7 separate regions of the Mus musculus genome follow, and all the other regions are linked to region 2. The links are chromatin loops, found by intact Hi-C in ENCODE. Cell type or tissue: left cerebral cortex. All regions are shown on one strand. Region 1 overlaps Man1a2 (mannosidase, alpha, class 1A, member 2). Region 2 overlaps Gm32471 (a long non-coding RNA gene). Region 3 has its middle 56 kb from the start of Gm25802. Region 4 holds the start of Tent5c (terminal nucleotidyltransferase 5C). Region 5 has its middle 19 kb from the start of Gm40106. Region 6 has its middle 53 kb from the start of Gm32471. Region 7 has its middle 13 kb from the start of Gm40106.

Evidence for each region. Peaks named below come from ENCODE experiments on the same cell type or tissue, not always from the same donor. Only the 100,000 strongest peaks of a DNase experiment are listed, where the experiment ranks them.
Region 1: a loop joins it to region 2, with 4 times the contacts of the local background. A loop is called at or near these places in 16 of 42 quality-filtered maps.
Region 3: it touches region 2 in a loop (2.1-fold over the local background); 6 of 42 quality-filtered maps call a loop at or near these places.
Region 4: it touches region 2 in a loop (4-fold over the local background); 5 of 42 quality-filtered maps call a loop at or near these places.
Region 5: a loop joins it to region 2, with 2.5 times the contacts of the local background. A loop is called at or near these places in 25 of 42 quality-filtered maps.
Region 6: a loop joins it to region 2, with 9 times the contacts of the local background. A loop is called at or near these places in 6 of 42 quality-filtered maps.
Region 7: it touches region 2 in a loop (3-fold over the local background); 24 of 42 quality-filtered maps call a loop at or near these places.

What each region holds. Positions count from the first base shown.
Region 1 is chr3:100,570,740-100,574,739 of GRCm38, forward strand. The region is part of intron 12 of Man1a2 (mannosidase, alpha, class 1A, member 2); the gene reads right to left. Among named protein-coding and RNA genes, the nearest start is that of Gm40106, 31 kb to the left of the region's middle. In left cerebral cortex, no CTCF peak of the experiment used is centred here; a DNase peak (open chromatin) is centred at 1,933.
Region 2 is chr3:100,420,202-100,424,201 of GRCm38, forward strand. Gm32471 (a long non-coding RNA gene) reads left to right here. Exons shown (of 3, transcript XR_375895.3): 3 at 1-1,877. Among named protein-coding and RNA genes, the nearest start is that of 4930406D18Rik, 4.2 kb to the right of the region's middle. In left cerebral cortex, a CTCF peak has its summit at 2,348 (motif pointing right); DNase peaks (open chromatin) are centred at 349, 816, 1,361 and 2,359; H3K27ac peaks cover 1,423 bases.
Region 3 is chr3:100,357,306-100,361,305 of GRCm38, forward strand. No RefSeq gene overlaps it. Among named protein-coding and RNA genes, the nearest start is that of Gm25802, 56 kb to the left of the region's middle. In left cerebral cortex, a CTCF peak has its summit at 1,863 (motif pointing right); a DNase peak (open chromatin) is centred at 1,880; H3K4me3 peaks cover 329 bases.
Region 4 is chr3:100,486,468-100,490,467 of GRCm38, forward strand. It overlaps Tent5c (terminal nucleotidyltransferase 5C), which reads right to left and starts at 2,725. Exons shown (of 2, transcript NM_001142952.1): 1 at 2,627-2,725. In left cerebral cortex, no CTCF peak of the experiment used is centred here; DNase peaks (open chromatin) are centred at 1,511, 2,170 and 2,929; H3K4me3 peaks cover 2,059 bases.
Region 5 is chr3:100,558,095-100,562,094 of GRCm38, forward strand. No RefSeq gene overlaps it. Among named protein-coding and RNA genes, the nearest start is that of Gm40106, 19 kb to the left of the region's middle. In left cerebral cortex, no CTCF peak of the experiment used is centred here; a DNase peak (open chromatin) is centred at 1,571.
Region 6 is chr3:100,362,852-100,366,851 of GRCm38, forward strand. No RefSeq gene overlaps it. Among named protein-coding and RNA genes, the nearest start is that of Gm32471, 53 kb to the right of the region's middle. In left cerebral cortex, no CTCF peak of the experiment used is centred here; DNase peaks (open chromatin) are centred at 2,025 and 2,568; H3K27ac peaks cover 599 bases.
Region 7 is chr3:100,552,623-100,556,622 of GRCm38, forward strand. No RefSeq gene overlaps it. Among named protein-coding and RNA genes, the nearest start is that of Gm40106, 13 kb to the left of the region's middle. In left cerebral cortex, a CTCF peak has its summit at 2,434 (motif pointing left); a DNase peak (open chromatin) is centred at 2,459.

The DNA.
Region 1 (4,000 bases), 150 kb after region 2:
AAGGAAGACCAAAGTGTGGATACTTCGTCCCTCCTTAGAATGGGGAACAAAATACCCATGGAAGGAGTTACAGAGACAAAGTTTGGAGCTGAGACAAAAGTATGGACCATCCAGAGACTACCCCACCCAGGGATCCATCCCATAATCAGCCACCAAACACAGACACTATTGCATATGCCAGCAAGATTTTGCTGAAAGGACCCTGATATAGCTGTCTCTTTTGAGGCTATGCCAGTGCCTGGCAAATACAGAAGTGGATGCTCACAGTCATCTATTGGATGGAACACAGGGCCCCCAATGGAGGAGCTAGAGAAAGTACCCAAGGAGCTGAAGGGGTCTGCAACCCTGTAGGTGGAACAACAATATGAACTAACCAGTACCCCCAGAGCTCGTGTCTCTAGCTGCAAATGTAGCAGAAGATGGCCTAGTCGGCCATCATTGGGAAGAGAGGCCCCTTGGTCTTGCAAACTTCATATGCCCAGTACAGGGAAACGCCAGGGCCAAGAAGTGGGAGTGGGTGGGTAGGGGAGCAGGGCAGGGGGAGGGTATAGGGGACTTTCGGGATAGCATTTGAAATGTAAATGAAGAAAATATCTAAAAAAATTTAAAAAAAAAAAAGACTGCTGCTGTTGTCACCTGTCCCCATGGGAGTCAAGGGATTCAACTCTTCATCTGGCATATATTAAATATTAAAACTTGTATATATAAACCTCAGTTTATAAAGATAAAACAATAAACAATACACACACACACACACACACACACACGCACACACCCCTGAATCTATTCCAGGGAGTTTATATTCTACTTTGGTAATGTTTAAGAAAATTATGTTATGCTGGGTAGTGGTGACACACTCAGGAGACAGAGGTAGGCAGATCGTCGTGACTTTGAGGCGACCTGGACTGCCTAGGCTACAAAGGGAGTTCCAGGACAGCCAAAGCTGTTATATGGAGAAACTCTGTCTTCAAAAACCAAACCCAACCAAATAAAAATGCTGTTAAAAGACAGAAGAGAAAAAGAACGGTTATGGAACAACTTAAAACTTGACATCAAACAGTCAAAAATGTCTTAAAAGTGTAATTGGAAATAATAAAATCATATAACTAAAACTTATTTAAGTGATCCTAGATGCAAACATTGAACTCCTACTTCACATATAACACACTTCTGCATTAGGAAGTGATGTTGCAAAGAAGACAAAGCAGGGGTAGAAAGCAAATGATGGGGAATACAGATGATACCCATGGCATGGAAACAGCAACTATTAAGTTAGGGAGAATGCAGAGAACTTTTGGATGTAAACTCTTACAGGATTATTCCCCAAGGTACTTACTGATACATACTGACATATGCAAACAGCCAACACAGGTCAAGCACTTAACAGCAAGCGCTTGCTGGATAGAGTGTATGAACAGTGTATCTTTCTTCTACTTTGATGATTTAGATCTAAAGACAAACCTAGAGAGCAAAGCTAATTCAAGAGCAAGGAAGTAGAAGCAATGAGTTTATTTTAAAATACTTGAGATTCAAATAATGTAAGACTGACTTTCAGACATGGAGACTTACAGACACAATTGCTGCCCCAGAGACTTTATTATCAGGAGTAGCAGACACAATGCAGCAAATTCACTCAGATTTTTTTGCTGTCTTGCTTCCTTTAATAATAAATTTAATAAGAAGACCGTTTCCCACTAACTCCTGATTTCCCTTAGCTCCTAGATGCCTGGTGCATATGAACTGAGAAAATCTGGCTGTGAGGTAACCTCCACATGCCTGCTCTTTCTATCAGATTCCAACACATGGCAAATGAGCTCAGTCTGTGAGAGCTGTGCAGGGAGAGTTGTAGGGCTAAAGGCAGGTAGAAAACACTTCCATGGTTTTTAAGAAGAATTAGTTGATGCTAGGAGGTAATACAAAGGCCTGAAATTGTAGAATTCAAAGAAGATAAATTCGTGAACAATGTGTGGGCTGGTGCTGGAGAGCTGCTCCCGGCAGTGTAGGCTCCTAGATTTGTTCAGCTTGTGAGACTTTTTATCAGCTACCATTTTACTAAAACACACAGACAGACAATTCCTAGAGCTAGGAATGTAAAGCTCTGTCTTGCAATTTGAGGAACCCAGCAGGGTGACATTACTACCTGCTTACGTATGAGCACTCCAGACTTTAACCTTAAAGAACTTCTCTCAGGCCTAAGTAATCAAGCTGGGTGAACTATCCTCTTAATCTCACAGCACACACATATACACAGATCTCATAGTATCAAACACTCCCAAGCTAATGCACAGGCCAATGCTTAAACATAAGGTGCTGAAAGGCTAGCCTGAAGCAGAGGGGAGGGTGGTATTTACTTGGGCTTTGCTACTGAGTAAGGACATGGTTATTTTATCTTGGTGAGGCTTTTCATTTCTTGTGAGCTACTGAATTTCCTCAGAAGGAAGTCTCTCAGTCATCTCTCACTTTCAGCAGTGGCTGCTCCCTCAGCCAGAGTCCACAGCCTTGTTGCTGAAGCTCCTTTCATAAGATCTCTTTTCACTTAGAACACAGATGAGGCAGGATAGAAGCAAGAGTCCACCATTCCATGGAAACGCCCTTCCCCCATCCTCAAACTCCACCTTTCAAAGGTGCAGAGCATTGTAGCAGATTGCCAGCTTGTTCAAATCAACCCAGGTACTTTTGGCTTTCTCTGTCCGGTTATGTCAGTTACATATGTGCTGACAGAAGTGCCCTCGTCCTCTGTTACTCGACTAGTTAGTGTTCTGTAGTCACTTTAATGGCTTTCAAGAAAGCATAAGTAAATATACTGTGTCTAGTCTGCCAAATTGAACGGGAACGTTTCCGTTAGGTGAGGCAATTCCAAGGGACTATACAGATATTTTTTTTACTCTTCATACTCAGGCTTTGAATATTTATCCTTTGAACTTTCTCTTCAAAATATTTATTAAAATCAATTCCTTTTTCTGAAAAACCAATTTCTTCTTAAACTCCTATCACAATCTCCATAATTATCCACCCTGGAAACATTACCACTATCTGTTCTTTTACCTTCTTACTGAATCTCCCTGCACTGAACCACTCAATACAGGAGTCTGCAGCCCCAGCATGATACTTTACTGTCGTTTTTGTGGCTGTTCTTCCAGACATCAATTCATCCTCTTTCAGCATCAACTCTGAATGTTCAAATACCACCACTGCCATTACATCTTCTTCATGTTTTGCAAGTTAAGCAACTAACTATTTTTTCGCAAACGACTAGCATTTCATTAATGGTTCTCTTATGAACCTAGTATATGTGATTTATTGATATATCGCACATTTTATTTCATATTATTCTTCATTATATAGTATTTTGTTAAACCATCAGCACACATAATAAACAAATAATATAGGAACTACCAAAGGAAACAAAACAAAAAAGCCATCATACAACCCTTTGGATTTTAGAGAGAAAAAGCCTTAGCAACAGCTAATTCACGGGATAGTTTCCATGGCAAAATATTCAGGCTTAGAACACTACTTTGATGTAACTATGCCGCTGCCATGTCAAAAAGTCACCACGTCCAGTAGTCCAGCACACCCAACTGCTAGTCTTTAATGATCTACACCAAATATAGCCACCTGACAAAGCAATCTTCAACACCTCTCAGCTTCTAACAAAAGCCTATCTTAGAGTTAACTAACATTTCAGAAGAAGTTAAGGGACAATGCTACCCTGTAATTCTCTTCGAAGTATTAAGACTGTTAATTTTGATCTTCATAGAACTTTTATCTCATCTTACCTTCACATTATGTCATCAGTTTTTATAAAGGCTGTATCTTTGACGTTTGTGCTTTTTAAAAGGATAAGAGATGCAGCTAAAGAGAGAGAACCTCAGTAGCTTCTAGGCAGCATCACTGCCTGAAGATACCACACAGTTATATATGCAAATACATACTTACACAGATACATACACAGTCGGACAATGTGAAACTGAGAATATTCAACTGTCTTTAGCTTTTG
Region 2 (4,000 bases):
CAAGCCTTCAGAAATGTCCTCAGTGCTGGCACCCAGACACCACAAGTATTTGTTGTGTGCTTTGGGTCACGTTTGTATCATAATCCAGGCTTAGGAAAGAGGGCATTTTCCAAAACTCTTACAAAGCAGCTGCGACCAAATAAAAATTGCAAGCTAACTGCAAATGGCTGAAGTGATCTGTCCTTTTGGTGCTCTGGACCACCTGAGTTCCAAGTGTGTGCAACACTACATTATGGGATGGCATGCACAGACATGCGCAAGGCTATTCCCAAACAACAAGATAAGCAAGGTGCCAGACGTGCAGGCTGGAAGTCTGGGGAATGCAGAGGAGGGAACCTCTCCCTGCTTGGGGTATGCAGCTTATCAGAGGAAGAAACCAGCACATGAAATCCAAGTTGTGTAGGGTTGTTTGGAGTAAAGGAATCCCAGATGAACAGGTTAGGGCAGGAACTTCCTTACCGAAACAGATAGAACTATGATGTGATCAGTGTCCAACCCTAGCCTAGGCTGTCCCACTGTACAGGAAGGGCCCTTGAACCCAAAAGTATGAAGGAAGAATTTGGTCTCCTTGTATTGGGGCTGAGGAAGGAGTCCTGCGTCTGACTCAAGGTTAAACCCTGTGGAATCAGGCCAGTCACCTTCACCACACTTTGCATCTCAATGAGCTCCCATGCCGTAATCGGATGCCACTGTGCACTACAGATAGGATCTTACTTGAACTCTTAAGATCAGAGGTTTGTGGGTTCAGATTTCTGCCCTGCCACACTGGCTCTGTGGACCTCACACGGGTACAGATTTTTCTGGCATCTCTGTCTTTTGTAATGAAGAAGAGAATATTGTGGGGCTCGTGAGATGGCTCTGTGATTAAGTGTGTTTCTGTCCCACCCCGTGAGAGAGAGCCAACCCCTGACACTATAAATGACACTCTGCTATGCTTGAAGAAAGGAGCCTAGCACAACTGTCTCCTGAGAGGCTTCATCCACCAGTGGATAGAAACAGATCTAGAGACAGACCAACACCCAAACATCGGGCACACAGTAGGCACTTGGGAATACTTGTGAACTGGATAAACGAATGCCATCTCCGACTGAGTGAGAAGTCAGCAAACAAGAAGTGAGTTCCTGCAGTATTTGGCCAGTTCCTCACACTGCTGCTGCTCCAACGTGTGGATGAGGGTATACGCCCCTGCTGTCTCTGTCCAGCTCCATCTTGGATCTTGGTCTCTAGGCCTAGCTCCTTCTTGGTTCTTTGGCCAGCTGTAGACTGAGGGTGGCGTATGTGCACATGCCCACTCTTTCTAACATGTTCTTCTCACCACCTCCAGATTGGTGCTATTTTAGATCCAGGGGTGTCAGGGGTATAAAAGGATGAATTTTGGAAATTGTGGCTGCAACATGGACAGAGAGACCGCTGGGGCCTGAAATAGCTGGAAGGCTACAGAACATCTCAGAATAGCATCCGGCTTCACCACAATTCCAGGATAGAGCCTCACACACACCCAAGAGGGCCAGAGACACCGTTTGCACAGCAGCCTGGGGTATGCATGGAAAGTCTTCTGGGTGGAAAAATGAGTCACCAAAGGAAGCCAAATATTGTTCTTGTTCAGAGAAGAGGGCAGAGTCTTCAGAGGTTCCGATGGTTGTTCCAGAAGATGGTGAGAGTGTAGGGTGAGGTGCTAAGACCCTAGTGTGGTCACAGGGTCAAGAGTATCTTAGGCTTGATGAATGAGTGACAGAACTGGGATTCAAATGGCAGTTCATCTGCTTCTACATGTGGATGCTGGGCCTGGGCCCTTTGGGGGAGGAATGTCATAGCAAGGGTGGCATGCTTACAGCCTTTGAGTATTTAAGAATTCTCTCTTCAAGTTTCCTCCCCCCCCCCCCAAAAAAAAAGAGGCACAAATCAGCACCCAGGAGATGGGGATCCAGAGAAAACCTGGCCCTCAGAATGGTCTTCTAGCCCAAACCCTGCTGTGTCCAGGTTCCTACAGAGTTGCGAGGTACCAGAAATTAGAAGGGAGCCAGAGGAAGCCATAGATCTCACAGTAGCTGCTGTTGCTGTCTTTGGAGCCCTAAATGCCAATGAAAGCAGGTTCTAGATCCCCTTCCCAGAGTCCAAGACACTTTTCCTGTGTAGACTTTTCCAATGACCAGAAGGAATCAGTAGAGAAAAAAAGGTCATGTGACAAGAAAAACACCTCAGTTTTAGTCACGACCTAGCTTATCCAACTTATCCAGGTCTCCATTCTTGTCCTGATGTCCAGGCCCCTCATCCCAGCCAAAATGTCAACATTTCCAAGTGCTATCCTCTGCATCTCAAGCCAAGCTATCTCTCCAGAACTATGTAGATGGCAAAGTAATCCACCACTAGGGGGCGATATGGAACAACTCCCACCACCACCACTACCACCTGCTCTCTTGGGAAGAGCTTTTTGTGTGGGTTTTGTGTGTGTGTGTGTGTGTGTGTGTGTGTGTGTGTGTGTGTGTGTGTGTGTGTGTGTGTGTGTTTGTTGTTGTTTTCCTCCTGCAAAGCCTGAACAGCTACCAGAAGAAGCTTTCTAAGGAAATCCTCAGCAGTCACATGGAGACTCTATATCCCTTGTTTCATATGATAAAGTACAGGCGCTCTCTGAATGATCAATGGGCAACATGAAGCAGAACCTTAATGGGCATAAATAAATGAATTGAGGACCGCAGGCTGACACAGTGTGGAAATGATGTTTGTATGCCATAAAGGTCACATTACAGTGCTACATCAAGGCCTTGCAGCGAGTCCAGTTAGAGCCAGCTGGTGTGCTGTATATGACGAGCCAGAAACAATGGAACCGAATTTGAATGTCACTGCCCCTTGGTGATGGCCATCTGTTTTCGGCAAAACCAACACCTCCGTCCATTAAAGACACTTTGAACCTTCTTTATCGTGGTCTTTTGATGATGTTTAATCTCTGCATTTACTTTAGTCTCAGAGCGTATGATTAGAAGCTTATATTCAGCGTTCCATGTGCACCAGGTAAGTAGCATCATAAATTAAGTCAACACAAGTGGCCCGTGACACTTTACTTTTCTAGCAATTTATGTTACAGGTGCACTCGGACTTAAGCTTGGGTAAGAAAGATTAAGGAAAAGGAGGAACAGGAAGCTGGGGAAGAACAGGTAGGTGTCCTCCTTGGATGCTGATGTCACAGGAAAAATTCTGAACTAAAATTTGGATTAAAAAGAGATGGGAGGCAGTCTGGGTGTGGTTTCTATGGAAGGCCATTTTTTAATCTCTAGGCCACAGCTCCTTTGCTCGTTTGTTTTGAGACAGTTCCTGACTAGCCTGCAACTCGCTATGTAGATCAGGCTAGTCTCAAACTTCTAGAGATCCGCCTGTTTCTGCCTCTCGGGAGCTGGGACTAAAGGTATGCACCTCTATACTTGGACTCCACTTCTAAAGTTCTGGCTGTCATTTAAGCCATTGGCCACTCCTTGATGAGTCTGACAATAGGTTTGGGGCAACTAAACATCAGGACCTGGCAGGCTCCTCTTGGAAGAGATCAAGCTGGACCCCATTTGCCTGGAGCTTTCTACCTTATCAGTATGCCCAGTTTATTCAGAGGTATTACAACCCAAGGTTGTATGTTGGAACTGACTTCCTTTCAGGGGAAGGCATACAAGCAAAGTCCCTGTCAGCCAGGTGTGATGGTATCCCCTGGCTCCAACCCTACTCTGTCTTCAGGTTCATTGTTATCATTGACATCAATTATCACATTTGATGGTCTTGGTATTTTAAAAGAGATGATTACAGATCTTATTTGATAACCAAAATATAGTACCCTATAACAAAAAGCCCCAAGGCTTAGAAGTTAATATATCTGAGAACATTAGAACGTGGGCCCTGGATACCAGATTCCAGCTAGTTGGACCTGGATCCTTGTTCTTTCTACCACATTGAAAGTTTATAATTGTGCCTGCCTTAAGAACATAGAAACCCAGACACTTAGCCTTTTTGGTGTGTGTGT
Region 3 (4,000 bases), 63 kb before region 2:
ATCACCAGCCAGGATGCCAGCCTCAATTATGAGTTATTCAGAAGCAACCCAGAATTTTTAATTTGGAAGATAAGAAGGTCCAGCCTTGCATGGCCAGGCCCCTCCAGGAACTGTTACCTAGATAAGCTTTCTTTACTTCCAGCCAGAAACCATTCTTCCTTCATGTTAATAGCCTTTATGTAGGGGATGTCAAAAAGAAACAAATAACAGGGAGAGGAAGGTGGGAAAAAGGTTCAGTTGGTTACATGCTCACCCTGTGGGCATAAGGACCTGAGTTCAGATTCCCAGAACCCAGATAAAAAGCCAGGAATGGTGACACACTTCTGTAACCCTGGCACTGAGGAAATGAAGACAGACAGACAGATCCCTAGAGATGCCTTAGTCACCCTGCCTGCCAATCCATGTACTTCCCATTCAGTAAAATATCCTGTCTTGGTAAATAAGGAGATAAGGGGGACAGCTATAAAGAGCTTGATTTCTGGCCTTCACATACATATATGCACAGACGCGCGCATGTGCACACACACACACACACACACACACACACACACACACACACACACACACATACTACATGGAAAAAAAAAAGAAAAAACAAGAGTGGCTAGAGACAACCCAGCCTTGGAGACATAAACGAATTAAAGTACCAGTGAAATAATTTAGGTCTCATTGTTCCACTGAGCATCACTGTCATATAATACATATGTGACCTCAGGAAAAACAAACACTATGAGTCTCAGTATTGCCTCCCTGACAGTATGCTACACATGAACATATGAAATGTCAGGAGCTCCCTCAAGGATGGATAAATGGTAGACCTTTTCTCTCCCAAGCTGATGGGGCCACTGAGACCAAATATTAGAATCCGTGTTTTAGCCCTTCTCTCTCTCAAGCTATTGTTCCATGGAGAGGTTTTCCTCGAGCTTGTTCACTCCTTAGCTGCTGTGGTTTGTATCAATTCTATTAGTCTTGCTAGCCCTATGTTTTTTACTGTATCCTCCTTAAGATCTATTCTTCACTAACTGCTGGCACAAACTAATAGCCTGAAATTGTCGTTAATACAAAACATATAACAGAAAGACAACATGACCACTCATAACACGGTGATGTGTGAAGATTAGCCAGGATGGTTGCTAGCAAGGACATTGACGCCATGGTAGATTTTGCAGTGCCAGGTGAGCTTCTGAAACACTTGACATGTAAACTTTCAGCTCTAACAAAGAACCATATTTGAATACACTGTTCTATGAGATGCAACAGCTGACAGGTGTTTTTAGAACCCACTGCCCTTGAGACTCAATAATGATTTTACTCTTCTAGCAGCTATAGGTAGAAAGAAATGAATTTAGAGGCCTCTCCCTCCAATCTCTCATAGCATTCTGGCTTCCCAATACCAAAAGCTAACAATTTGCATCCACTCTGTTAGCATCTCTTAACCATGTTTACTCAAAAGTGAGATAGGTCTTTGAAGGCTGGACCAGTAGGAATGGGGTGAGAAGGAAATACCCCATTTTTTTTCTCTTTGGCTAAGCCACTAGCTTCCATGTTTCTTTTATGTTAAAATGTCCCCACCCTTGCAAGTGGGACATGAAATGTCCCAGCACACTCAGGTGAGACCTACTGGACCTTCTGTAACAATGGTGAGAGCTTGGCTGTGGTGGGGACTGCATCAGAGTCAATCCGATGTTGGAGTCCAGGGAGTGAGATTCTAGTCCAGTCCCAGCTTCACAGGCTGTGGGCTATGGGAGGCATCCCTGTCCGCCATCAGGGGTCCACTAGTTCCTTAACTGGAACAACCAGGGAGGGGGAAGAGAGGAGCCTGAGCATTCTAAGAAAGTGTGAAAAATGTACACAGCCACTAGGTGTCAGCATGCAGAAAGACAGCAGGCTCTCAGGACACAAAGGGCTTGCAAGTATTTTGGCTTCCGGTATGTTCAGGTTCAGCCCTAGAAGAAAGCTGCCAGTTTCCCCGGTCCCCACGCAGTTACTGAACATCAGCGTTTGACAGCCCTTTGAAGCTCTACTCCAAACGGTCCCTTGGGGAGCTTTCCCTGATGACACCCTCTCCCATATTTCTCAGACACGTTTGGTCAGTCAGCACTTTCTCTGCTCTCCCCATCCGAATCTTGACCATGACAATCAAGACTTCCAGAGAATGGGCACCCCCTCTCGGTCTCCCTGTAAGGTTCTTTTAAGCAGAGACAAGCTTCCTTCATCTCAGTTTTTTGATTTTCAACCCAGGACTGCCTGTACTTGCTACTTAAGCTAAGTGAATGGAGGAGCTTAGAATCAGGGCGGTATGGGGGGGTCTAAACAGTTTTAGAAAGCAGTAACTTGGTTATTATGTCAATTTATCTTTTTATCCCCGAAAAGCTGAACACCTACAAAAGACAGCATTTCTAAGGGTATGAGTAGTGTTCCCATCATTGGGCAAGTTTGGGCTCAGAAGGCACCCAGGAGACATTTGACCCCTTTGAATGAAACTGAATTAAAGTAATAGACCTTGAAAATAAATAGCATTTTAGAAACTGGTAAGAAGTGGCCTTTCTGGATTGTCCACCAGAGAGACCCTTGGAAAGCAGGTTGCTGGCCTGAGAATTGTGTCTATCCCGAGGGGCTCCAGAGTTAAGTTAATGTGGTCTCTGGGTCTGTCTGGATTCCCACACCTCCCCCTTAACATACAGCCACGCATAGCCTGGAAGAGCAGTAAGTCGTGGGCACACTAAAGAATCTCTGACGATGTCATTGTATTCAGTGGGACCAACAGCAGGAAGATGCCTTCCTCCAGCATAGTGGTTCTCAATTTGTAGACTGTGACCCCTTTTGGGGGTCAAATGACTCTTTCACAGAGGCCACCTAAGACCATTGGAAAACACAGATATTTACATTCTGACTCATAACAATAGCAAAATTATAGCTATGAAGTAGAGACAAAAATAATTTCGTGGTTGGGAGTCACCACACATGAGGAACTAACTGTACTAAAGGGTCACAGCATTAGGAAGGCTGAGAGCCACTGTTAGCACTTCTGAAAGACAGCTCACGCAGCTCCCTGGCATGTCTTTCCCTCACTATAAACAGATTCTCAGGTGTCTCAATGTTCTCAAAAGCTTCCCCACTCAACACAGCTGCTCCTTAAACCTCCACCGTCCTTCACTGTCAAGCCCCTCCACCCGCAGAGAGCCATCTACGTCTTGCCCGTACATTCTTCTCTGCCCCTCCATTCTCTGCAATGTGGCTCAGGGCTCAAATAGTCCTTCAACTGGATCAAACAGACTGGATCAAACTGGTCCTCCTGACTGGATCAAACAGACTCTCACAGCCCCACAGACGCTATCAGCTTCTTGCTTGAAACTTTGTCTTGATTTTTCATGACAGCCCCACTGGTATGATTGATTCTTCCTTCTTCAGCAGGTTCCTCTTGGCACCTTTTTTGGTTGGCTCTTGTGGAAGGCCTCCATCTCCTCATCTTTCCTCATCTGCTGTCCCTGCATCGTCTACTCTTCTGTCCAGTTCTATCCTTCATGTTCTCATTATGAGCCCTGGGTCCTTCCACTTGTCTCCTATATCCGAGTAAACCCCTCGAAGGACCCAAGTCCATTCCTGTCCTCCCACCCTGCTCTGGATTGTCTCTCATCTTTTTATGTCTCTGCCATGCATCACCACTATGTGCCTTTGATCTAAATGTTAAAGGTTCATCACACATGGTGCCACGGATCTGGAATATAAGCTACGTCATTTCATCCCTCCAATTTGAAATCTTTTATGGTATCCACTGCCTAAGAGTACATCCAAGCTCATTACCAAGGATCATACTCAAGGCTCTCTTTCAACAGGGCTCAACATCGCCTGGTCCTCACTTTGTTTCTCCAGCAGATATTCCTGCATTCCTTAATCCAAAGTCAGTTTTAGGAAAAGTCTTAAATTAAGGGCTGTGAATATGGCTCAATCAGTGTTATGTTAACAAGCCACACAAGGTCTCCATACACATGAGCACATA
Region 4 (4,000 bases), 66 kb after region 2:
CTTTCAATGAACGCATCCAGTCAAAAGGTTACAAAGCGGGAGAAACCTCAGGTTCAAGAAATTAGAAGGTCAGCTTTTCTCAAGTAGCTTTAAACTCACAAGCACGTCGTCAAATATGGAAAAGCTGGTGCCATCATAATACGATTTCAACAGCTACAGTCAAAACAGTGGGATGGTAGAAGGCATCTCCCCTATTCGCCGGTTACCTCAATAATGAGAAAAAACCAACAGACTAGTTTTAAACCAAGAAACACCTCAGATTCTGACTCACTCCCTATTAATCTCCAAACATTCAGAGAGAGATAGAAGAGAGAGGAGAGAGTGTCCAGGAGGCCAGGAAAGAGATAAGAACCCCCTAGCCATCATCTTAACTCTTAGCCCATCTCTGCTTCTACAGCTTTTCTTAATAATATAGGCTGTCCTTCTTCCATGGCTGATTCTACGACAGCATAGCATAGAAGAGAGATAGAGACAGGGTACTACTTAGTAGATGAAGCTGGGAAGGGAGGGCAGGAGGGAGGGAGGGAGAAAGGAAACATTCAATGCAGCTTTCCAGTTTTGTTGCAGCTGAGCCTAACTAATAGTACAACAGGGCTCAACAGTCCCCTTTTAAATTGCTTTCATTGCTGAGTGGTTCCTGGACTTTCCCATGGGCAATGCAAAGCAAGTATAATCTGCCTGCCCTTGGACACTGGGGGATGCATCCCCACTGGGGTTGGTGATGGAGGGCAGAGGCTGGAAGTCCTGCAGAAAGCTTGGTAGCTATACTTGCAGCAGAGCTGGAAAAGCTGGAGAGCGAGCCCTTGGCACTCCACTCACACTCAGACCAACAGGCCAGGAGCCAAGTCCTCCCTTCTGAGTTCACAAACTTAATCTCTAGATACAAGGTAGGTATTATGGGAGAAACTCAGACTAAAGAGTGTGACTGTTTGTTCTAGGTGCACACACTAAAGTTACTCATAAAACTTCGGGACCTTTCTTTTAGTAACAGTCTAGAGATCGCTCAACAACCCCCACAATTTTAACTATAGTAAGCAACATCCTGTGCAGATCCTGGGACAATTATTCCACACATCGAACTCTCCATCTAAAAGCTTCTTAAACCAAAGTGTCTCTTCAGAGAGAAGGTTTCAGCTGTCCGATCCGGATACTAAGATACTAAGCCCTCCATCCCCACAAACAAGGCCAGCAGAGGACAGGACCACTGGTGGTCCAGCTGTAGCAGCTGGGAGAGAAAAGTGGCTCTTCGTTACTCCTCACCCCACACCCTTCGACTGCGGGGTAAGATGTGGAAAAACAATCACACCTCTGGTGACTTCCAGCAAGATAGAATTCTTGGTAAGCCTTCCTACCACCCTCTTGGCTGCCTGGCTAGCTTTCTGGCTCCCTCGCTGCCTTGCCAAGCAAATTACAGTGGAAGTTGTTGTAGCCAGCAATGGCCACCGTCACCCTCCTTCCCAGAGTAGCGGGGCAGCTGGGGACCTAATTTAGGAGGATTTGACCATCTTAACTTTATTTCCAGAACACCAAACTCGTCATAATTCAAACTATTACATACACAGCTATTCTTAAAAAATCAGTAAGTCTATTAAATCTTTCGTTGTAAGCACTTTATCCTCAATTGAGGGAGGGGCTTAAGACTTGGGTCCGGGCTCTGAACGGTTTCTCCACATTAAAGGTTGAGAGGAGAGAAAAGAGGCCTAGACCACCTAGGGATGACAATCGATGCTGGTGGAAGTTTTGCGTTCTTGAAAAACCAACTAGGCATTTCCTCACCAGCCCTCCAGGACTTTGCGGTCTCCTGCCCTCCAGCCTGCCCGCGCTAGGTGTAAAGGCTACCAGCTGGTACTGCAGGTTCCTCAACTTCTTCCTATGGAGAAGGCTCTCACCCTCCTCGCAAACTGCGCTAAAGAAGTTCCCTGACCCGGACGATCCGGGAGCCGCGCCTCTAAGCCACCGACAGCACCGCTATCAGAGTCAACGGACTGACTACATGGCTTTCAGCCTACGCAGTAAGCGACTTTCGATCCCCAAAGGGGAGGAACCAGGTTTCACAGCCGCTGAATTCTCGAGAAGTTTCCGAGAGACGCGCAGCTTCGATCATTTGGCCGCGCTGGGTGTCCACAGTCCCAAAGGGAGAAGGATCTCAGCCGCCATCCCGGGCACCGAGCCCAGGAAACTGCCCTCCCCTCGCCGGCCAGGCTTTAGCCCCGACCGCTGCGTCTTCATCTGCGCCGCCAAAACCGCGGGGTTCAAAATCGCCCGGGTTCCGGGCTCGGTGTGCGCGCCACAGGGGCGCAGCTCAGAGCCGGAGCACCGACTAGGTGCAGGGAAAGAGCCCCCTACACTCCGGCTGCCGGGGCAGCAGGAACTCGCCCAAGTTTGCCAAAGCCCGGCCACGGTCTCCGAAAAGTTTGCCTCCTTCACAGAGGAAAGTTTGCGTGAGGGACGCGGGAGCCAGGCGGGTCCTGACACCTGCTGGCATCTCTCCTCCATCCCCGGGGCATGCCACCAGGCTCTGCCGGGACTGACCCTAAGCGGGAAAGCGCGGCCCCCCCCGCCCCCCCCGCCCCGGAGGACCGCAGCAGCATCCTCCCACCTGCGGAGGAGGGGAGTGTGGACTCACCTGGGCGTTGGAAGAGGAGGTGACTGAGGCAGGTGGTTGGCGTGGGCAGCCCCCAGCAGGAGCGGAGCGGAGACTGCGGCCCCTAGACAGCTGCGGCGAGTGAGCGGTCCGGCCGCCGCCCCCTCCGATCTTAACCGGCCTGACCACTCCCCCGCGCCTCCCCGCCCCTGCCCCCGCCCCGCGGCCGGCCTCCCGGGGGAGCCAGGGCGGGGCGCGCCGGCCGGGGCCCCGCGGGATCCTTGCGCCCCGCGCTGACGGCGGGGGGCCGGACGAACGCCGCCCTCTGATTGGCTCCTCGGGTCAATGGTTGCCGAGAGACGAGTAAACCTCGGGCGGCGCAAAGGGGCGGGGTGACCAAGAGGCAGCGTTGCGCAGGCGCAATAGAGAGGTGCTTTGTGGGCGGCGAACTAACTTTGGGGTTGAGGGCACAATTTTCCTCTGTCCTCTCCGCTCCACTCTGCCGTCTTCTTTAGCTTTCCCTTGCCTAGACTGTCCTTCCCTCTACCCCGCTTGCTCCCTGGCGGGCGCGTCTTCTTTCAAACTTTTAGGCGCTCCTCGCCCCAGTGCTCTCTGGTTTCCGGGAGCCGGGAGTGGAAGCCCACGCCTGCCTCGCGCGGTGTTTGTGAAGTCGGAAAACTCTTAGGTGGGCCCTGGAAAAATCTTTCTGATTCCTCGAACAAATTGGCTGGAGGTGAGGTCGTGGTCCTGGGGGGAAGGAAGCAGCTGTGGCCGCGCGGACCACCTGTGTGCAATTGGCGATCCCGGGAAGCTATCGCCAAAGCCTTAAGCACAGCAGCTCAGCTCTCCAGAGAGCAGCGCTGGTCTTTGCTGCTTGTTACTGCTCGCAGGTGTGGGACACACACACACACACACACACACACACACACACACACACACACACACACTCACTCACTCACTCACTCACACACACATAGTTGATGGCTCACACACACACACACACACACACTCACTCACTCACTCACTCACTCACACACACATAGTTGATGGCTCCGCTGTGGAACTCTCCTTCACCACTTAATTACCCGGAAGGCCTTGCAAGAAGCTATTGTGGTTTGGTCTTTATTTTAAGACAATGCCTCCTGAACCCCAGACAGGCCTCTAAGTAGCCTTGGCTCACCTTTAACTGATCCACCTCTGTGCACCTCCCAACTGCTGGGATTATAGGCGTGGTCTACCACGCCCAGCTTTACTGACCGTCTTGACCTATCCTCCAAAAACACTATTTCCCATCTGTATTATGGGAGGAAGGACGAGATAACCGTGAGATCAATATTATGGAAATAGCTATTAATCATGCACTGCTTGCTAAAAAGTTCATGCCAGGTACTAAATAAATCAGAAAGCAGTCGTTAA
Region 5 (4,000 bases), 140 kb after region 2:
GCTGGCCTCAAACTCAGAAATCCGCCTGCCTCTGCCTCCCAAGTGCTGGGATTAAAGGTGTGTGCCACCACCACCCGGCCTGACTTCTCTTATTGTCTCCCAAATGCATGGAACAAATCCATGGTCTACACTGCTGCTCTAAGTCAACAATGCTCTCTTCCGGCTCGTTTCAGTACCCTCCTCCCACCCAGCTGCTCTGTTTCTTCCAACTATGGCTCCCATATACTGTATTCAGCACCCAGAAACCAAAGGAACCCCTTGAAAACAGGCAGACAGGTCATTTTGTAATGCCACTGTCTTCTTGGGGCTTCTTTGTTGCTCAAGATTAGAATTAGTTTTCAGAAGAGACCGTGAGTCTTAAGTGACTAACCTGTTTTATCTCTGGTTTCCTCTCCCTCTGCTCTACTCTGGCTCAATCTGCCCTAAGCCTGCTGTTTTTTGAGTAGGCAGCAGGAAATAGTCAAACTCGGTGAACCACATAGAAACAAAGAGAACATACAAAGAATCAACAAAACCAAAAGCAGGTTCTTTGAGAAAACCTCTAGCCAAACTAACTAAAAGGCACAGAGACAGTAGCCAAATTAACAAAATCAGAAATGAAAAGAGAGATATATAACAACAAACACTGAGGAAATTAAAAAAGCCATCAGATCCTACTACAAAAGCCTATACTCAACAAAACTGGAAAATCTAGATGAAATGGATGATTTTTTAGACAGATAACACGTACCAAAGTTAAATCAGGAGCAGGTAAACTATCTAAACAGGCCCATATCCCCTAAAAAAATAGAAAAAGTCATTAAAAACCTCCCAACCAAAAGAAGCCCAAGGCAGATGGCGTTAGTGAGGAATTCTACCAGACTTTCAAAGAAGAGCTAATACCTGAGGGTTTATGTTTTAAATGTGTGAGTGAGTGTGTGTGTGTGTGTGTGTGTGTGTGTGTGTGTGTGTGTGTGTTGCCTTCCATGTATATCTGTCTACCACCTGAGTACCTGGTTCCCATGGAGGCCAGGAGAGAGTATGGGATCCCTTGGAACTGAAGTTGTAAACAAGATGTAGATTGCCTCATGGTTGCTGGAAACTAAACCCAGGCCCTTTGGAAGAGCCGACTTAACTGCTCTGAGTAGTCCCAACAGCCCGACTGATGTCCTGAATTTAATCTCCAGAACCCAGAGCTGGAAGGAGAGAACCAGTCCCTGCAAGTCATCCCCTGACCTCCACAGGTGCCCCATGGCACCCTCCCCCAATGAAAATGATGAGAACCCCTTCATTTTCCACACCTATGCCAAGCGTGACGAAAATCTTGGCATCCCTTGTTAATGTTCAAGTGTGAACGTCACACTCGCGCATGTGCGAGACACACACACACACACACACACACACACACACACACACACACACCTGCGCACTCGAACATACACTCTCCAGTATGAAGCTAGCCAGTCCTTGTCTGAAGGCATGGGTTTTATTTTGACTTCTGTATACAGCTGCTGGCAAGCAGGTTAGATTTTGAAACAGTATGCCATGAGTCACTTTCAAGTTTTCTAGCCCAGATCCATTTCACAGGAAATAAGATTATACCCAAAGTTGACTAACTTGCCTACAGGTTTACTCCACTCAGCCAGGGGAAGATTAAAGTACAATTTTTGGCCAGCTTCTTACTGGCTAGATTTCACTGTTCTCCCTACCGAAGCCTGTCTTCAAGCTCGCAGTGCAGCCACAGTACCAAAAAACAAAACAAAAACAAAACAAACCAACAACAGACAAAATGAGCTTGACTTAGCTCTTTTCTCATGGCTAGATTTAAATGGCTTTTGCAATGTTCGGATGACAGAAAATGCAGAAACGAGAGAGTGGACTGTGGTCACCCTTAAATAAGGTGATCTGGTCTGATGGGAAGAGTTTGGGGCCCAAGGACTGGGGTGTTTAGTCCACAAGTACCTGGAGTAAAATGATGCTCAGTCTAGTCTGTTAAGAAGCAACTACACTGTGGTTAACCAGGTGAAGACGTGTCCTTATGTGGATGCCATGCAAGGCAGAATGTGATGGAGACAGTGTGGGATGGGAGAGCCTGCAGGTAGGGAAACCAAGGAAGGCTCTGTAAAATGTTTAGTCATACTGGAGCAAGAAAAATAGGAACTTATTTTTAGAAGTTCAACAACTTCTTTCCTCCTAAAGAGGCTATTAAAAAAAAATAAAAACGCAAATAAGCATTTTAGGATGCTAGAGACTGGTTACAGATATAAAACACTCATGTCTAACTGTTCAGGGAAAACTATGAGCCTTGGAACGGAACAGTGAAGCCATGGCGTTTGAGACCACAAAGTTCCCCTCCCTCCAGCCAACTTCAGTAGCAGTTCTACTAGAGTGGGATGGGCTATGTGGGCAGGGCTGGGTCTACACTATAGTATAGAGATGCTCAGGACCCAGGCCTTGCTCCTTGGGAACAGATGGAGCAGAGATAGAAGTCTCTGTAGCATTTGCAGGTCTGACCCTAGAGGTGGAGATGGGTGGGTGAGAGGAGAGGAGGACGAAGGAGGGAAAGAAGAAAGAGAGAAGAGACATGCAATGTTAATAGCAAATGAACAGGAAAAGCCAATACAGGTAACCTGATGTCTTGGTTCCAGTTGAGCAAGCTGTGGACTGGCTGACAGAGGCACCACAGAGCTCTGTGGAGTGTGGCAGCTATGCTGTATCAGGCCCTATGGCCCTGGTGGTTAGAAGGCTCTATGTATCGATCGAGGAACAAGGCTGAGTGCAGATTCAGGAGAGAGCAAGGGAAGCCATGGTTATGTCAAAGCCTATGCAAGAAGCCTTAGGTATGGGCAGAAAACACAGAATGTTCAGGTTAAAGTAAACGCAAAACACTGCCTATTAACAGAGGGGTGCAAATTCCATTAAAGAGGTGCAAATCCCACTGCTGGCTGAAAAACACTGCTGCCCAGCTACCCACTAACACCCTCATAGCCCTAGACTAGACAACTGTCAGTGAGCAAGATGACACTAGAAATAAAGCCTTAACAGCAGCCATCCACTGCTCACAGAGGTGCCAGAGCAATGCCAAAGGCAAGCGCTGTCCACATACAACAATACCAGTAGGCCTTCACCATACACGCAGGGATAAACTCAGAACTGATAACAGGCCTCTAACTAAAACTAGTTAGCTTTTCATGAAAAGTCACGGTGACACTAAATTAGGCAAGAAAGCATATTCCATCAGAGAACACATTGACCTTGCACTTCATCAATGCTAAACTCTTCTGTTCTTCAAGGGCACCATTAAGACAGAGGGCACATCAACATCTTAGAGAACACGAGTATATTCAGAACTCACAGCTTAATAAAAGGTAAAAATGGGCAGAGCATACGCAAAGCTAACCTGAAGAGAGGCACTGATTGTATGGATGGCCAGTGCCAGTGACTACGGAGCTGGGAACTAACACTAAATGATGCTGATGGGAAGGCTTAGCAGGCAGACTCTCTCCACCAAGCGCTATAGCCTGTGTTCCATCTCAGAGAGCCACATGGGGGAAGGGGAAGGAGAGAAATGCCTCCCACAACTGTCCTCTGACCCCCACATGTGCACCTTGGCATGTTCATATCCAAATGCACAATTTGAACTTAAAGATCACTACAGCGGCCTCAGCTTCCTGTTGGTAGGCAGTGGAGGGATGAAACCAGGTACTCCCACCTACACAGACTACAGCATGAAAGCAAAGCAAGTTATGAACAACTGTACCATGATTTAGCAGTTTCCTTTCTAGATACATATATACCCAAAAGAAATGAAGATGTGCCCACCCAAAAGTTTGTATGTAAAAATTCCTAAGTGTCCCAAATTGCTGTTAGAACTGCCTCACTCTTGACTAGTTTAAGGCTGTTTTGTAAGAGGGGACAGTAAGCTCTACTTTTCAAGTAGGTGTATAAAAACAAGCTCTTTATCTTTCTTAAAATCAAGAAATGTGAAAACAGACAAAGCCAAAAGAAATGCTTCAAACAA
Region 6 (4,000 bases), 57 kb before region 2:
CATGGCTGCGTGACGTCAGAGATGTGTGATGTAATCACTAAGTCCTGTCACTCTACAAGCTTTCTTACCTTTCAGTTGCCTAGAAATATATTTCTGATAGCTTGAGATGGTTATGTGCTTTAGCCATTCATTAAATATATATATTGCAAGTGAAAGCCCATTTTAAACTTTAAGGATGATTATGTAATTCAACTGTAAATATGGGTTTTCATGTACTGATGTTCTCAGAACAAGACTCACCTGGGTTGAAAAGCGAACAGTCCAGAAGATAGCAAACACCATTTGGAATCAAGTGGAAAATTCCCCCATGGCTGTGGAGTTCAGTTTAAAAGGGGCCGATTAAGGAAACGGGGAGAGCAAACTCTGTTTGCTTAAACCAAACAGTTGCCATTTGTGAACAGAAGCCAAACACCTGTTGCTTGGGAAAGGAAATTTTCAGCCCTGGCATTGTAGAGTTATTACTGATAAGAACTGGCCATGAACAACTTCCAAAATTGTCATTTGGGGCCAAAGTTTATCTTCCTCTCTGTTTACTGTCTTTATCTACGTGTGTACCTTAGTGGAACATATAGCTTGTGACTCCAGCACAGGACTCATTTGCTTCTTCATTCCTGGACAGCACACTGACCCATGAGTGGTTCTTTTAGACAGTGAGAGGGACAGGGGAACTCACCTGGTTCATCCATTCCTGTGATCTGCCCAGGGGGTCTTCCTCTTTTTGTGGTTCAAAGAGGTTACTTAGCAAACAGCTTTTTTGCATAAATGTCCAGCCTCATACCAAGTACTATTACCCAGTTAAATCCACTTTCTTAAAGGGCCACTCAAACTGCACCCTCATTATAACTAGGTAGGGTCATGGGTGTGCGGCTTCTTGCCTGGAAACCGATTCTCATCTCTGATGACTCTCTTACCCGTATATGGCACCCCATCCTCTGGTTCTCTCCCAGCTCTAGACTGTGGTTCGTTGAATCAGCAGGCTGAGTTAAAAGTCTGGACTTTTTAACAAGCTTTCTAGATAAGGTCATCAGCTGTTCTTGGTTGCTTAGGGATGAGAGTTTCTTAGGTTTGAGATATTCATGGGCCGAACATTTAAGAAGCTTTGGGAAAACAGAGATGAGCTGGTCAGCCTATTCCTGTACTGAGTGACTTCGGGGATTGGTAGACTAACCCACAGGCCAAGCCAGTTCACTGCCTGGTTTTGCAAGTAAAGTGTTACTGGGACCTGATCATTGCTTTACTCTTAGGCTGTGGCTACTTTTGTGCTACAGTAGCAATTCAACAGACACATGACTCAGGAGACCTGCAGTGTAGATTGCCTTGTTCTTTACTGAAGACATTAGTAATTCCAAATCAAACCCCACGACCCGTTCCCTCCAGCACTGCCTTCTGCTCTAAATTCACCTTTTCTCTTTCCTCACTCAGAGTTCAAGGTACTCTTGGCTTTTTATAGTTCCAGAGAAATGCCAAGAGTGCTTTCTTTCATTTGCTTCTGTTTTTCTTATGCTGCTCCCTCTTCTCACAATGGCTCCTCTCCACTCCGCTTGGCTTCCTTTCCTTGGCCCAATGGAACACAATGCAGGGAGGCTTCTCTCCAGGAAGTCTTTCTTGGCTCTGTCTCCACTCTGCACCCAGTTTGAATGCCACTGGAGCCTCCAGGTCAAATCCCCATCCCTGACCTTGCCACACTCTGTGCTAGAGTGGCTCATTTGCTGGTGAGTTGCTCCCACCAGGCACTGAGATCTGTGAGATCACTGTAATGTATTACATCTATGCTCCCATCCTCTGTGACTGCCAGCATGGAGGAAAGCCAGGAAGTATCTGCTGAATTATGAATATGTGAAGCAAGGGTGAGACATGCCCTGGGGTATTGATCTGTTCATCTTAGCTTGAGATTCCTATCCAGGACTCATAGCCCCCTTGCTTCTGGAAATGGTCCCATTTTGAGTATACTGATAAGCTGTGAAGTTACTCTTAGCCTAGTTAGCTCTGGCCAGGGGTAGGGGAAGACCTGGGTAATGTTCTATTTCCTCCAGTGTGGAAGGAAACACATGGTGCATACTGAGTGGGAAGGAGGCTTACTTGAGCATATTTTTCTGTGTCACAGTAAGGGTTATAAAAAAAAATCTAGAGGCTGTGGGGGTGTTTCTTCTTCTGAAAACAATTTTTGTTTTCTTAGAAAACCCAAGGGAAAAATATGGGAATCCCCTTTTCTCTCCTGCGCTTTACCCCATCCACCCTCGCTCCAACACTGCTTGTATCCAAATGTGCCAGGTGTGATTTAATGCTCAGAGGAAAGCCAGTTGCAGGCTTTTATGGATTTAACTAATACACCAGCTGTAGCTCAGCAATGGATCTGAAGTGGACTTGAAGTCAAGCTCAGTGTCCAGATTTTTGGTTTTGTTTTTAAGAGAATTTGGTGGGAGGCAGGAAGCTCTGTTCATTTGAAACTTCTAGAAGCTTCACCGCTCCAAACGAATGATTCTACCTTAGAATTAGTAATGCTAGCTGGATGTGATGGCACACATCTGTCATTCCAGTACTTGGGAGACAAAATGAAAAGAACTATGCATTTTAGGCAGCTTGAGCCACATAGCAAGTTCTAGAAAAAACCCAGATTGCACAGTGAGAACCTGAACCATGCATGGAGGAAGAGAGGCAGTGGGGGGAGAGGAGGCGGGAGTTGGGGGAGAGGGGAAGAGGAAGAGGAAGACTAACTGTAATTCAGTTAAAGAGCTAGACCTCTAAACCCATGATGAGCCAGGGGTGGGCAAAGAGAGTTCAGGGAAGCTACGGTTAAGATCCACCCGGTCAGTACTTGCTCTGAAACAGGAGTTACAGGGACTCACCACACAGGTACAGCTGGTGGCACTCAAAAGCAAGACTCCCACACCAGGTGGCTTTGCAGCTTGACCTCCCTTGCCTGTGAGTGGGTGTGACAAGAGTTGACAAACAGCTAATATTCAGGCTGCTGCCTGCCCTCTGAGACCTTTTGTTCCAATAGCATCCAGTAGTTAAATCCACCCCCTCCTCTCCATATGGTACAAAACAAGTGAATGGAAAACCTTGTCTATACAGATGAAGGTGTTTAATTCTGGCAGGAAACCTCCCAGGTGTCAGATTCAGGGTTAGCTTTGTTATCATCTCAAGATTCTGATCTTTCTATAAGTAGACATAGCAGTACTTTGCAGCCCAGAAGATCAAAGATTAAACCTACCCACATATGGAAATGCTTTTGAAGCTCTTGGCACCCTTGGATGGATAACAGAGGTAGGGGCCAGGTAGGGGTGGGGAGCTCTGTCCTACCCTAGAAGGCATTGGTTTGCCCCCAAAGGTCAATGTGCTAGGCTCAGCTTCACACAGCCTTCCAAGAAACTCTCCCAAACTCAAGAGTAGGCTTGGTGGCTAGTGACTCTCCTGGTCCTGGTGGAAGCTAGGAAGTAGGTGGACTCTGAGGGCTAGGAGACATCTCCAGGTGTATGCCAGTTGAGGGGATTGTCCTTGAAGTTCCTCTTCAGTTAGAGATTCTCTCCCAAACTGGAAAGTCATGTAGGGTCTCATTTACCCCTGGTTTTTGACACACCCTGCTCTCTAAGGTATCTCCAACCAGATCTCCAGTCATGTTTGTCTACTAAACTAGACATAAACAGAACTTCTACTACCAGAAAGAACTGGTGCATATGCCACAAGAGCCCAAATTCATGTCCAAAACTTAGGTCCTTACAAATTCTGCACAGGCTCCTTCTTGCACATTCTCAGTGCAAGTCAGCGACGCTGTCCCCGCCCTCTGGCTGAAGCCAGAAAATCTGGAGCCATTCTAGGCTGTTCCCTTTCTTCCCTATGTCCTATCTAATTAACCATAACATTGTTTATTTATTAACCTGGCAAGTGTTTGAATACTTGGTATAAGTAAAACAATACCCTGTGTGCTGGATAAAAAGGAGCAGAACAAACATGGCTGATGTCATAGCAAAGAGACTGACATAAAAGTGTCCTGCAGAAA
Region 7 (4,000 bases), 130 kb after region 2:
TTCTCACTCTTACCAAGACTGGCATTACAATATATCATCAGCTCATTCATTTGTTGCCACCTGTCTCTACCCAGCAAGAGAATGTACAAATTCCAGAGCTGCTGTCTCACTCTTAGAATTGTGCTCCAGACATGCCAAGCTTTGTAAATATCTGGGGTGTGTGTGATGGAGGACTATATGAATGAGTGTGAACAGTCCAGGTTAGGAAGAGAGAGAGAAAGGTAGACCACAGACATGGAAGAGAATGCTAAGGTAGGGAGGCTGTTCTCAGTGACTAAGTCTGCCTCTTCCCTTTTCTGTATTCTTATATTTGTTTGTAGGGGATTCTTCCATCTTTCTTGTCACCTTTTTCATGAAGTGCTTCTGACTCTCGGATTTCTGCCTGCTATGTAGCATGCCTCTCCTGTGGGGTCCAGGAGGGTCCCTGGTTTGGGCTTGTGTAGACTGAGGTCTTTGTGCACAGAGGACACCACACAGGTCTCCTTACCTCCACAGCCGGCTGCAGGTCCAGCAACCTTCCAGGAACATGTGCTCCATCAAGGCTTGCTCAGTTCAGTTAACCCCATTGTCGCACTAACTCCAGCTGAAATTTCTTCAGCCTTTATGTTTTCCCCAACGCAAACCAGACTTTAAAATTATCAACAGAAGGCTTTGATTTTAAAATTATCAACAAAAATTATCTCTTTGCAGCCGTGGGGATGTGTGTGTGGGGGAGAGGTGGGGCGCTCTGATTCAACCCAATGGAACAGCCAAGTAGCAGATTACAATGTCCAAGTTCCAAGAACCTCATTACCACTATGACCAAGCAGGGACAACTTCCCCTTGAGGATATAGTGTGCCGATGAGCCCCATGCTCTTCTGCATTGAAATGGTGGGAACCTAGAAACCAAGCCAAGTGGGGTCTCCAGGATCAGCTGGCTCTGGTTGGAGCTCGGGAATGCTCTGTTCTGTTTCTAGAGCCACTTGAATGGTCCCTGAGGTATAGGTCTGGGTGGCTGTGGACCCTGTTCAGGCCACTTCCTCAGCCACAGGGGGCAGGACACAAGGGGGTCTTCATGGGGGGCTAGTGATTCCCTAGCCCTTGTGCCCCAGCTGAGCGGATGGAATGTGGTCAGAGGAAGATCCGGAATAGAGTGAACCGGAGCACCCTGTGCCTATAAATCATAGGTATTTGCCAAGTGGAAAAATACCAGCCTTCAGAACGTTTCATTTCATGCTTCTTAGAAACACTTTGTTCCAAGGGCTACAAAGCAGTGGGCTGGCCCTCACCTGAGCCAGTTGTGCGCAGCTTCCGGGTGCCCTTTGCAAACAGGCGATCATTTCCGGGGAATTGGTCTGAAACTTGCGCCCCTGCGTGCCCAGAGGGACCTGCGAGCTTGTGTCAAGCAGGTGCCCTTTGAGAACATCCTCACAGGCCCTGGGAGCTTTCCAGGATATCCCAGTTTTCTGTGATCTTAAGGGATGGCTCAAGGATATGTTCATAGGACTGCTGGAAGTCTGTGGACCCCGAGTCTTTGTGGAGAGTAACCTCAGAGCCACAGCTCCTCTGACTACAGATCCATAGCTGCCATCTGTGAGCCAGGGAGAGGAGACGGACAGAGCCAGGTGGACAGTCCCAGCTCCAGCTAGACTCACCTATGTCTGGTCACAGGCTCTGCTCAGGCTGTGGAGATGTGGAAGAAATGCCCCAGATATGGAGAAAAGACAGGATCCCTATAGCTCTTCCAGTAGTGCTGGCTTTCAGAGAAGGCTCCCAGGACTCAGTGGGCCCTTCTGGACGTGCCTAGTAGGCGGAGTCTTTGCCTTTGTTCAAGCTGATTGGTGGCCTACAGTCCAGTCCCTCATCTAAAAAAACGTGATTCTAGGACCAAATCTACTGTGTATGATAACGAGGCTGATCCCTGATGTTATTAGCAGAACATCTGCCCTCTTAGAAAGGACTGGACTACCAGGACCTAGTATATTCCACTCCTGATGGCAAGTCCCTGACTGCAGAAGAATTTTATAGACTTCTCAGGATTGGGCATAACTACCTTCTACCTTTCAACAAGCATGGGAGGTGTCAGGTAAGTCCCTGGGTGAAGTCCTGGGCCCCTCTACCCTTGACTGAGGGTAAAAATGGAAGATGATGGGCTGAGCCTCAGCTGGCAGGGCCTTGTGATGTCATGTGGGGTACTAGTTAATTTCCACCCCACTCTGTGAGAAGGTGAGTAATATTAACCACAAATAACAAAAGGCGGAGAGAGATGTTGTATGTGTGGATCAGGCTCACAGAGAGAAGGTGTGAATGGCCCAGGACTTGAACCCAGGTGTCTGACTTTGCAGGTAGTATTCGTCCTTGAGGTGGTGGTTCCCACTACTCACAGTCCCCTTGGTGGCCTTTTGAGTTTGACAACTTTCCTTTCTCTGTGTCTCAAAGGGTGGAAAGCTCCCTCTGCTGGGAAGTCATAGATCTATCGGATATTCCTATAGATCAGCGGTGGCTATGCACCCCACCGTGATAGAGACAGATACTAGGCTGGTGGGAAGGGGATAAATACTATCACCATGCTTGACAGAAGAACTACTGCCTGGGTGGGGTTCTGTAAGCTCAGCATCCTCAGGCCCTGATATCTATCCACCCTGTAAGCCAAGGTCTCCAGCTTTCTGAAGACTGAATCCTTCTCATATATCTCTTATGCCTACCTAGCCAATGGCTTCTGCTCCATTCACTGAAGGAACCCAGCACACAGACCATAGCCTCCTGGGAGATGTGGCCTCTCTTGTCCGGAAAAAGGAGGTGATATGGCGCTGGTTCTTTGTGCAGGCCAGGCTCACAAGGTTAGCTGCCTTTGGCCTTGGCCTTGCTTGCTTGCTAGATGCAGTAGGATAAGCCTTTCTCCTTGTCTCCATGAGCTGAGCTCAGTCAGTGGGATGGATGGGTGCTGTCTTGCACCCCACCATACCCAATCCTTCTGACTGGTCACACAGAGTGAACCATGTATCCACAAATGCTGGTATCCTCACAGGTGCAACGCCCGCCTCTCGGTATCCCTGCATCCGGCCTACACACGTCATCATGTGAGCACACTTTCTGTCCAGCCTGCCCAGGGCTCAGTTTATTTTCCTTCCCCATCAGCTACCCCCAGACACCTATTTTGCTGCTAATACAGTGCAAGTTGCTAAGCAGGAAGCAATGAGGCTAAAAAAAAAAAAAAAAATGAGGGGCTGGAAGCCATGCACTGCCCTGTGAGGGGAAACAGCCTCTGAAGGACAGGCTGGGGACAGGAAGCTCAAGGGGCCCTGGATATTCAGAGGCTAGCTCGGCAGTGCCCAGCTCCCACACTGAACCCATCTTCCTTTTCCTTTCTCTTCTGTTCTTCTTTGCCCAAAGACTTCCTGTTCCCAAGGCTGGTACCTCCAAACAAACTGATTCAGTTTCTAGGTTACATACAAGTGCTTGCTCAAACCTGGGCCTTTAGGCATCCTGGCCCAGTAGACAGCAGAGCCCTTCCTCATGCCTGGATGAGCTAGAAAGTAGGTGAGCAGCTGAGACACATGTTCAAGGCACCCTAGGTGCTTCTCCACATTAGCACAAGCCCTCAGGTCATGGTTGGCTGGACCGAGTTCAGGGCTTCCTTCTTTGGCTTTACTCAAGCCATATTTTAGTACTTTGGTTTAATAAGCACATCATTAATTTTTAATTATTTAATGCTGTTTTTAAAATGAGGGCTGTCCCATCTCCCCTTTTCCCTGGAATTTCATTTGGCTTTTTAAAGTTGCCTGTGATGGGAGAATTGTCAGAGCACCCATTTTGGGTTCTGGTAGTCCTGTGAAGTCCACGTTCCTGTGAAACAGTCTTCTAGTCACTTGTCCCTGACACCACCTCTCTCCTTCCCCACTACACTGAGAAAGAGCAGGTCTTGGGAGCTCCTCCAGCCTCTCACTAACCTCACCAGTCACTTCACTCCCTCTTTCCTGTCTCCTAGTGACAAAAGGCCAGAGGACCAAATTCTAGAGG